3 separate regions of the Mus musculus genome follow, and regions 2 and 3 are each linked to region 1. Evidence: chromatin contacts called from ENCODE Hi-C or POLR2A ChIA-PET data. All regions are on one chromosome and are shown on one strand. The core of a region is the stretch at or near the end of the contact, and the rest is flanking DNA. Distances in the headings are between cores, read along the strand shown.

The links. Hi-C counts contacts between places; a loop is a spot of excess contacts on that map. ChIA-PET counts read pairs that join two places held with the same protein, here RNA polymerase II (POLR2A).
Region 2: POLR2A ChIA-PET joins it to region 1 with 46 read pairs in Patski. The contact joins the promoter of Psmb3 here to the promoter of Cwc25 in region 1. A Hi-C loop is called at or near these places in 1 of 37 maps with a recorded cell type or tissue (left cerebral cortex). POLR2A ChIA-PET finds 5 or more read pairs at or near these places in 3 of 5 experiments (Patski and embryonic stem cell).
Region 3: POLR2A ChIA-PET joins it to region 1 with 17 read pairs in Patski. The contact joins the promoter of Lasp1 here to the promoter of Cwc25 in region 1. POLR2A ChIA-PET finds 5 or more read pairs at or near these places in 5 of 5 experiments (Patski and embryonic stem cell).

Annotation. Positions count from the first base shown.
Region 1 is chr11:97,764,924-97,768,263 of GRCm38, forward strand. It overlaps Cwc25 (CWC25 spliceosome-associated protein), which reads right to left and starts at 1,690. Exons shown (of 10, transcript NM_026186.4): 1 at 1,502-1,690. The coding sequence starts at 1,519. It also overlaps the pseudogene Atp5l2-ps.
Region 2 is chr11:97,701,930-97,705,269 of GRCm38, forward strand. It overlaps Psmb3 (proteasome (prosome, macropain) subunit, beta type 3), which reads left to right and starts at 1,505. Exons shown (of 6, transcript NM_011971.4): 1 at 1,505-1,561; 2 at 1,859-2,043. The coding sequence starts at 1,559. n-TNgtt8 (a tRNA gene) reads right to left here and starts at 593; the gene lies at 520-593. It also overlaps a transcript of Pcgf2 not described here.
Region 3 is chr11:97,797,887-97,801,226 of GRCm38, forward strand. It overlaps Lasp1 (LIM and SH3 protein 1), which reads left to right and starts at 1,679. Exons shown (of 7, transcript NM_010688.5): 1 at 1,679-1,976. The coding sequence starts at 1,908. n-TCgca51 (a tRNA gene) reads right to left here and starts at 1,091; the gene lies at 1,020-1,091.

The sequences.
Region 1 (3,340 bases), core at 440-2,939:
TGCATGTACGTATACACGCAACCAGGGCCTTGCTACTTAGCCCAGACTGCCTTCAAACTGACCAGGACTGCCTTCACCACCTCCACCACCACAAACACACTCGCCCTTACTTTGTCCTACATAGATTTTCCTTTCCATCCCAAGGCACCAATGGCAACCAGGGTCTGGAGAAATTTGCAGATGTCACCATTGCATGAGAGTGCTAAGGGCACCCTGTGGCTAGACGCTGCTGAATATACAAGTTACAGGACAACTCCACCACACAGGCAACAGAATCACCCAGATTACAGGTCTCCTGGCAAGGATGGCAAGTCTGGGTTGTCAGCTTCAGTTGAGGCACTGCCTCCATCAGATTGTGGGAATGTCTGTGAGTGTGTGTTCTTGAGTATGACCTGAGAGAGGAAGGCCCAGCCCACTGTGGGTGGAGCCATCCCTAGGTAGGTGGTCTACCTGTGTAAACAAGGGAAGCTGAGTAAGGCAAGAGAAGCAAGCCAGTAAGCAGCATCCCTCCATGGTTTCTACTTCAGTTCCTGCCTCTGGGTTACAACTTGAGCTGCCTTAATGATGGGCTATAACCTGTAAGATGCAAGAAGCCTTCTCCTCCGACAGTTGCTTTTGATCTTGGTTTTATTACAGAAGTAAACTAATGCACTGTCCATAATAGACAGTTACATGAAGCACATACTAAACTAGACTAACTTTGATGGAGCCCTGCAACTTGATCCAATTAAGGACACCCGGCAAATTCAGCTTAGTGGACAGATACCCAAACTGATGTACTTATTGATTCAATTACCTTCACTTTGAGAAGATCAATAGTGTCCTAATCTAGCTCTCTGCTTCTTGGATATTTCTGCCTTATTTAAGGCATTCCTTCCCCACAAACGAACTACAGGACTTAAGAGCAATTGCCACTTAACATAAAAAAAAAAAAAGTGTTACCGATACCGAAGAAAGCTGCCTCCTCACTACACATCAAAGCAAAACACTGATGTAAGGAAGGAAACAAAGATGGAAAAGATTTGAAATGGACGCCTCTAAACGGCACAGCTCAGGATGGGAAATGACTGAAGCCCACCCTTTCAACAGTCCAGGTCCAGGATACAACTGTGAACTCCTAGCTAAAAAAGGGGGAGCAGGGGAGGCTATGTCCGAAGATAACATACACAAAATAAAGTCTACGTGCCCAAGATCTACCTCCTTCCATACCATGAGTTCAACTGTCCCTTCCCTAACCTTAGACTTCCTGGGAGCCCCCGGGAAGCCCCCGAATCAGCAAATCCTGACAACAGCAAACATTCCTCGCCGCACATCTTCCCGAGGCTCATCTCAGTCCCTCTGTGGGCTTCACCATCCGCTCCCTCTCCATGTTTATCACCCCCTTGTGCTGAAATCAAGACTTCATTACCAGGGTTACCGACTGCTACCCCCGACTTTCACCCCACCCCGGCGCCTGTGGGTCTCGGGCTCAGTCGTCGCTGCCCAGGCCTCTAGCACTTACCAGGTCTCCGCCTCCCATGATGGTGGAGACGGTTCTTCAGTCTGTGGACCTGAAAGATTCAGCGAAGGCAGAGAGGAAACCTAGGGAAACAGTTCAGAGACGGCCTCTCGGGACCTAATCCCTACAGGAACCAGCTGCCCTTTTCCCCGCCCGCTCTAGCTCGCACTTCCGGGGTGGTGTCATATGACTGCGTCAGCGTCTCGGCTCGATGACGTTTGGTATGAGCGCTAAGTCTACGTGAACCTAGAGTCGCAAGTACTTTCTACCCTCCGTCAGTTTTGGTGGCCTCTTTTTGGTTGCCTCACGTAAGCCCCTGGCCCCAACTGTTGAAAAGCCATAGGCGGGTTCTGTTGCCTTGGCAACGCATCAGGGCTCTGCCGTAGAAGCGAGACAGTGTAAGACCTCAGTATCTGCCAACTTAGGCCGCCTCCCCATCTCACCGCTACACCAGGGTTTCCAAACCAGCTTTTCGGCCAGCTCCCTCATTCCCGGCATGTTTTATAGAAATAGATGCTATCAAACAAAATCCCAAAAGCCAGATGTCATGGCACACCCCCAGTCATCTCCCACGCTTGGTAGATGGAAACTGGCCAGCTCTGGCACAAAGTTTGAGATCATTCTGGTCTGGAAATACCTATTTTTATTATTTTATTTATTTTTGTTTCCTAGACAGTGTCTTTCTATGTAAAACCCTGGCTATCTGGGGACAGTGTAGATCAGGCTGGCCTTGAACTCAGATCTATACCACTTGCTTCTGTCACCAGAATGCTGGAATTACAGACTTGCTAAACTATAGCCAGCTTGTGTCTTTATTTTTATTTTTTAAGATTTATTTATGGGCCTGTCAGTAGTGGCACACGCCTTTGGTCCCAGCACTTGGGAGGCAGAGGCAGGCAGATTTCTGAGTTCAAGGCCAGCCTGGTCTACAGAGTGAGTTCCAAGGACAGTCAGAGCTACACAGAGAAACCTTGTCTCAAAAAAAAAAAAAAAAAAAAGAAAGAAAGAAAGAAAGAAAGAAAAGAAAAGAAGAAGAAGAAGAAAAGATTTATATATAAATAAGTACATTGTTGCTGTCTTTAGACACAACAGAAGAGGGTATCAGTTCTCATTATGGATGAGTTTGTGAGTCACCAGGACCTTTTTTATTTTGGTTTTTCAGAGACAGGGTTTCTCTGTGTAGCCCTGGCTGTCCTGGAACTCACTCTGTAGACCAGGCTGGCCTCGAACTCAGAAATCTGCCTGCCTCTGCCTCCTGAGTGCTGGGATTAAAGGCGTGTGCCACCACCCACCCCCCCACACCCACCCCCGGCCACCAGGACCTTTTGAAGAGCAGTCAGTTGTCTTACCCACCAAGCCATCTCGCCAGCCCTTGTGTTTTTATTTTTGAGTTGTTAGAATTAAAGAACTGGAGTGATGGCTCAGCCATTAAGAACACTGGCTCCGAGCTGGTCGTGGTGGCACATGCCTTTAATTCCAGCACTCGGGAGGCAGAGGCAGGTGGATTTCTGAGTTTGAGGCCAGCTTGGTCTACAAAGTAAGTTCCAGGACACCCAGGGCTACACAGAGAAACCCTGTCTTGAAAAACAAAACAAATTCAGCCGGTGGTTCGGGGAGACATACCTTCCACCTTAGACCATGGCCAAGTTCATCCGTAACTTCGCGGAGAAGGCACCGTCGATGGTAGCCGCTGCCGTGACTTACTCGAAGCCTCGATTGGCCACATTTTGGCACTACACCAAGGTTGAGCTGGTTCCCCCAACCCCTGCTGAAATCCCTACAGCTATTCAGAGTGTGAAAAAAATCATTCAAAGTGCTAAAACTGGTAGCTTCAAACACCTT
Region 2 (3,340 bases), core at 255-2,754, 63 kb before region 1:
GCAAACGATGCCCTTTGTTGATCTCTGTATTTATTTCCCCATCTTCCGCACTGTCTACTTAGGCCCCCTCATGGTATGCCTTTCTCTGTAGATCACAGCTAGGTTCTTCCTCCTTCCACTCTTTTATCCCTCACTTTGTTCCTGTGGTTTTTTTCCTGACTGTTTCCATCCACCGGGACAGATTTCCTCTTTCAAGTTGCTATCGTCCACTGATGCAGACAATGGGAAGCTGTCCAACCTCCGCAGCAAAATTTATTCTTAATCCAAGGAAAATTGCATTGTTAAACATGGCAGTGAGACAGAAACTTGGCTTTGCCTTTCTGTCATCCTGATTGGGAGAAAGAATAGTGAGAGGTGGTGAGGAGACGTTAGGGATAGATCCATTCACTGACCATAGACGGATTTCTAAATACAGTGACCATCTGGGTTGGTGTATCACAATTATTGCTTCTGGTACCTCGGTACCGAATGTGGCTTTGGAGCATTTGCGATTTAAAAAAAAAAAAAAAAGGCCGAGACCGTCCCTGGGTGGGCTCGAACCACCAACCTTTCGGTTAACAGCCGAACGCGCTAACCGATTGCGCCACAGAGACGGTGACAGTTGTTTGTGAGGCAGAGAGCCGAGTCAATAGTACTGAGCCGATATGGCGCAAGACCAGTCACGACGCAAGCAGTTACAGTAGCTTAGAAACCCAGCGGAACAAAATCTGATCTCGAAGAACAGCGAATCGAGGCTGTGGCGGAGGGAACAGTGGTTGTGCAAGGGAAGGGAAAGCAAGGGATGCACACGTCCCACCTGGGCTGCCCTGGAGCCGTTGGCCCAGGCTATCCTCGGTCAGTGTCTAGGATGTGGCACAGAACGTTCCTTTGTAGAGTGAACAGAGACTTAGGGCTACGTCTGTCGGCCAGCAGGGATTGGGAGTGAGAGACTCCAAACGCTGAACAACCTGTAGCTCACTCCCGTAAAACAAAACAAAAGCTCCATTCTGGAACTAAACCCTCCTAGCACGAACCCTCGGCACGATCTTCCCATTCTGCAAAGAATGGGCGCCTTCGGTATACTCGGTGCCGATAGGTTAATTGGCGCCTGCAAAAATCCCGGTGAACAGTAAGGATTTGTGAATGAACACTGGAAGTCGGGTAGCTTGAGTAAAATGCCTAACTCCTGCAGCACCACGGTAAGCGCCAGCTTACCTACTCTGCTTACAGCACCAGCCCCACAAGGCCTGTCCCAAGCCCACGTGTTGCAAACTCCGCCCCTAAACGGGATGGCCCGAACTCCAGGTCCGCCAAGATCCCAACATGCCCCGGACCGTAGGCTCTTCCGCACTCACAGTGACTTTTCACTTTCCGCTTTCCATACCTCCGTTTTGGTGTCTCAACCAAACTATGCATATTTGTGACTGACGGCATGAGTGTCCAATAGAAAGCTGAACTAGTCAATCCGAGTCGGCCCGCCAGCCAATGGGGAGGATTCGGCAAGAGCGTTGACCCTGAGAAAGCCAGAGCCGGTTTGCAGGCAACGCTGTGGGGATCGGGCTTCCACTCCAGCGCAATCATGGTGAGATCGGGGAGTAAGGAAAGGAGTCTGGGATGGGAACTGAAAGCAAGGACGAGTAGTGCTTGGGTTCGGGACGGGGAGAGCCTGGTGGTCAGTAGAATGCACATGGGAGTACCGTGCAGATGAGTGCGGTTCCTGGGTGCCCCACCGGGCCCATCTCAGGGCTGGAGCTCCTGGCGTCCTGGCTCCTCCGGAGTGGAGGGCACGGGTATATGAGCTTTGGGGACCAGAACTGATGTGAAGGTTATGGTCCCACTTAGCTCCACGAACTGAGCCCCTTGATTTGTTTGTCCCCAGTCTATTATGTCCTATAATGGAGGGGCCGTCATGGCCATGAAGGGAAAGAACTGTGTGGCCATCGCTGCAGACAGACGTTTCGGGATCCAGGCCCAGATGGTGACCACGGACTTCCAGAAGATCTTTCCCATGGGTGACAGGCTCTACATAGGCCTGGCCGGCCTGGCCACTGACGTCCAGACAGTGTAAGTGTCTCCAGCCCCACCTTCACCCAGGTTTCTTCGTTGAGCAGCCCGATATCAGCCATCTGCCAAAAGCCACGATTGAGTGTGAGACTCAGCTGAACACCACAGCGTTACGGAGATGGGTCCTAACCTATGTTTTTCTGGCATTACCTTGTGCTCTGCTCTTTGTGAAGAAGCATTTTTGTTAGGGAGTCCCTTAATCACCGTCTTAATATTACTGGCGAGCCGTCTCATTCTGCAATTGAAAAAAAAATTGAGACCTTCCTTCAAGATGCACAGTAATGAACGTCAGCCAGAATCCTACTGTAGGTCTTTCTAAAGACCGTGGGCACTCGCTAAACCAGTAGGCGGCTGGCAAAGCAGACATACCGAACGATAACTAACCATGATGAGCTGTTGGGTTTTAACTGCCCACTTTACTTACCTAGTTGACAGTGCTTATGTGATTTGAGTGATGGGAGGGTCTGAGAGGGGAAACGGGTTGTCTGTGATGGCCCCAGTGTGCTGGTTCTGATCGCTGTGGTTGGTGGTGGGAACTTTAAAAACACAATTCATTGATTATTATTTTACGTGTATGTGTGTCTGTGCACCACATGTGTGCAGTGACTGCAGAGGCTAGAAGAGATTGTTGGACAACCTTCCCCCCCAGCAACCCTCATGACCCAGCTTGAATTACAGGTGGTTGTGAGCCACCATGTGGGTGCTGGGGATAGAAAGCTGGAAGAGCAGTCAGTGCTCTTCATGCCTGAGCCATCTCTCCAGCCTCTACATTTATTATTATTATTATTATCATTTTATTGTTTGTATGCCCGGGTTCCACAGCCCTGTGTGAAGGTCAGAGGACAGCTTGCAGAAGTTGGTTTTGCCTTTCCATCATGTGGTTCCAGGCATTGAGCTGCTTAGGCCTGGCGTAGGTGTTACTGCCCACTGACCCATCCCACCATCTCAAGGATGGGATGCTGTGAGTTGCTGAAGAAAGACTCATTCATTGATTCACTGAGCATCGAGGTCAAGAGTCAAGTCTTGCCCTGACCCCCAACCCTGGTACTAGAAATTGAAACCAGGATTTTGAAAGCTTAAGCACATGATATGCTATTGAGTTACATCCTCAAACCCAAGCCCTCATGTTCTGTATTGTTATTACTATTAATATCTAAAAGATTTATTTTATATGTATGGATGATTGACCACATGTCTGTCTGCGCACCAGCTTCATGTTGTGCCCCCAGGAGGCCAGAAAGGGGTGTTGGGTTTGCCCAGAACTGTAGTTGTGAGGTGCTTTGTAGGGGCTGGGAAT
Region 3 (3,340 bases), core at 429-2,928, 33 kb after region 1:
CTTGTTCCGCTCAGCAGAGAACTGTAATGGGAACTGGGAGGGAATGCATGTGAATATTCCCCTGGGGTCCTGGGATGACACAACCAGATTCCATGTTTAAAATATCACAGCCACACCCTGACACGGGCAGCATGCCTCTGTCTGTCTCTTTTTCCTTTTTTTGGGCAAAACCTAGCTGAGGGGCCGCCCTTGCTTCCCTGTTCACACTTAGAGATTTCTTCCAGACCAGATACCTTAAAGCAGCTAGATACCTGTCCCCTGTTGAGGATTTGAAACTTGATAGCGTTGTGGTAATAATATTCTGGTGATCCTCAAAGAGCGGTCCTTGCGTCCTTGAATGATTTACCTGACAAATCCGCCAAAGAGCTAACTGCCAAGGCCTTCCTCAGCATCTACACAATCGGAAACTGGGGACGTTTTAATGAGCCCCCCCCTCCCCCAGGTCACTCTAGAGCACGCACAAGTTGTGAAAACCACTGCATTCATTTATATTACTTGGCTTTGGGGTCTTGTTCTTTTGCAGTGAAGGGAGCTGACGAGTGCTCCTCCCGGTTTCACGGTCTCGGAGCGCTTTTACTCGGTCCACGTCACCAAGTCACAATGAAACGTGAGGATATAGAATAATAAGGATCATAGAATGAAACGAAAAAGGGAAAGGAAAGCTTAGGTTGGAGAAGGGCTATGTCCGCAAGTTTCCCTTTTTTGATTGACCCTTGACCCTCAACGGACACACACCGTCAACCTGGGGAGTGACCTTGGCTTCCGAACCCAAAGTGTGGAACAATCCAATTCAAATTCACAAGCATACCATGGGCAGAAATCTCCAGGACTCTGGCGCCAATCAAATAAAGTCGTGCAACTTCTGCTTGGTACGAGGCAAAACGAAGGCTTTTCTGCTCAGATTTAAAAGGAGGAGTGGCCTTTATCTTTTTACCTGTTTTAATGACCCAGGGTCGAATCAAGATCATACTTGTATTGAAACGTATTTTTATTGTCATTGAAGAGAGGAAAAGACTCTGAGGGGGCACCCGGATTTGAACCAGGGACCTCTTGATCTGCAGTCAAATGCTCTACCACTGAGCTATACCCCCGCACCGACGCGCAGCTTGAAGCAATCTCTTTTCAGTCTTAAGATGCTGTCGCAGCTGCTACACAGGTAGAATAGGGGCAAGAGAAAAGAATGGAAGAGCAAAGGCGGCCAAGCTGAAAGCAGAGGATGCCTGAATCCGAAGAATCCATGGGAAAGCTGCAGCGCAGAGGGGCGGGGAGGGTGAACGTACGGAGGTGCTGAGTCCAAAGGGAAAGGGACAGGTACCTATGTGGGAGAGGATGTGGGCGGGAAGGGAACTAGCTGGGGGGCGGGGCGGGGCAAGGGGTGGTTTCCCCGCAGGTTGATGCTGGGGACCCACGGGTTTAAGGAAAGTCCCCCAGTCTAGAGAATCTGTACTATCCCCACCATCGTCGGGTGCGTGGGGTTGCCCCCTCTCATGGGAAATCGGGCTCTGCCACACTCGCGTCTGTTTCTCCAGCGCGGGAAGGGCCATGGCCCGGGCCCGTCCTCGGTCGCGGAGCCCAGGGGCACGTGCACCCCGAGAGCTCAGGGGCTCCTGCACTCCCGTCCCGCAGTCCTCCCTGGAACCCGCCCCCACGCAGCCCCACGTCGCCCGGGGAGCGCGCCTGGTCGCGCGCGCCTCTTTCCGCGCCCGAGGCGCGTCCCCGCCCTAGCCAGTGCAGCCCCTCCTCCCCACTGTGTTTATTAGGGGAAGGAGGGCGGAGGCGGAGGCCAGTTCCCCAGTTCCAGTCGCCGTCGCCTGCACAGTTGCAGCCGCCGCCTCCCACCAGCTCGCCCAAGGAAAAGGGAACGCGCGCGAATACGGGCGTCCCCGCCCCAGTCTTTCCCCGGAACCATGAACCCTAACTGTGCCCGGTGCGGCAAGATCGTGTACCCCACGGAGAAGGTGAACTGTCTGGATAAGGTGAGCTCGGGTACCGGGCGCTGCGAGCTAGCCAGTGCTAGTGCAGCTCTCCATCAGGGGAGGAAAGAGGGGCCGGGTCTTTGCGGGCTCTTCCCTGCGCTCCCCAGAGCAGGTAAGGAAGGCGGGAGGCGACTTGGGGTGTGGGGACAGACCCCAGTCTGGAACCTGGGAGGTCCAAGGCGAGGTGGTGAGCAGCCACCGCTGGAGATGGGTGGCCTCTGTGCATCGAGGTTAGGAGGGCTGGAAGGAAGGGCGGAAGAGCACCAGGGAACCGGGTTCCCCGGGTGTGTGCAGGAGGTTAGAGGTGCAGTCCCGCCCCCCGGGCCGGGAGTGAGAGGGGAGACGGCCGCTCCCTTTCCCCGCGGCGGCCAGCGCCAAGTAGGCGGAAGCGCGGGGCGCTGGGGGGAGGGGGCGGCGGGGGCGGGGCGGAGGCTGGGGCCGGCGCTACCCGCCCGGCTTGGGCTGCCGGTAGCCTGGCTTCCTGGCTTGGAAGCTGCGTCGGGTCCTTCGTCCAGCGAGTGTCAATTGTGGTGAAAGGGATTTAGGGGCAGCGCCGGAATCTCACTGCGAGACCCCCTCTTTTTGAACGACCTGCTGGTCCCCTCCTTGCTTTTTTTGTGGTTGGGGAACCCGCAGACCTCCTTCATAGCTTCCCCAACCCCCAATTCAAATTGCAAGCCACTCCGGGTGATCGGCTGCCCAGTCGGAGCTGGGCGGGGTAGGGAGTGGGGAGGACGCTTCTTGGAGATCTGAAATTGTGCTCAGCCTGGAGACCAGCTTAGAGAACAAAGAGCTAACTTTTCAGAGCTGTTTTCTCCGATGGAGGGTGGGATTGGCCGAGTTCTGAGGAAGCAGACGAAAAGGAGTTTTTTAAGAGGAGGGGGGTAGCCTTCTGGAAATCAGCTGGCCCCTAGGGGCTCTTACGCATCCCCCGGCCCAGGCTGGACCCGATCATCTGTTTGCCATTACACTTTTGCAAGGGGGACTGAAGGGTAGATCTGGGTGTTTCCGGTACAGTTTGAGATGGGACCCTTCTGCCTTGTTCTGAACCCCATAAAGTCTAAGACAACCCGTTTCTTCTCTTGTGACCCCCTCTGCAGGGAAGCCTTTTGGCTCCTCATAGATACGTTGTACCTGGCTCTCCAAGCTGGATCTCATTCTCCACGTTTATGGCTGAACTGGACAGAAGCAGGCGCCTCAATGAGGCGATCTAGTTTTGTTGGAAAAGGATACTTTGTTTCTCCGGGCTAGGGTTAGTTCCTTCTTAGGAACCTTTGGACATCCCCCGCACACCCTCCCGGTCCCGGTCAGGAGGTAGGGACTTGTAGTTTTGAAACATTTGAACTTTTTCTTGAGGAAAGAGA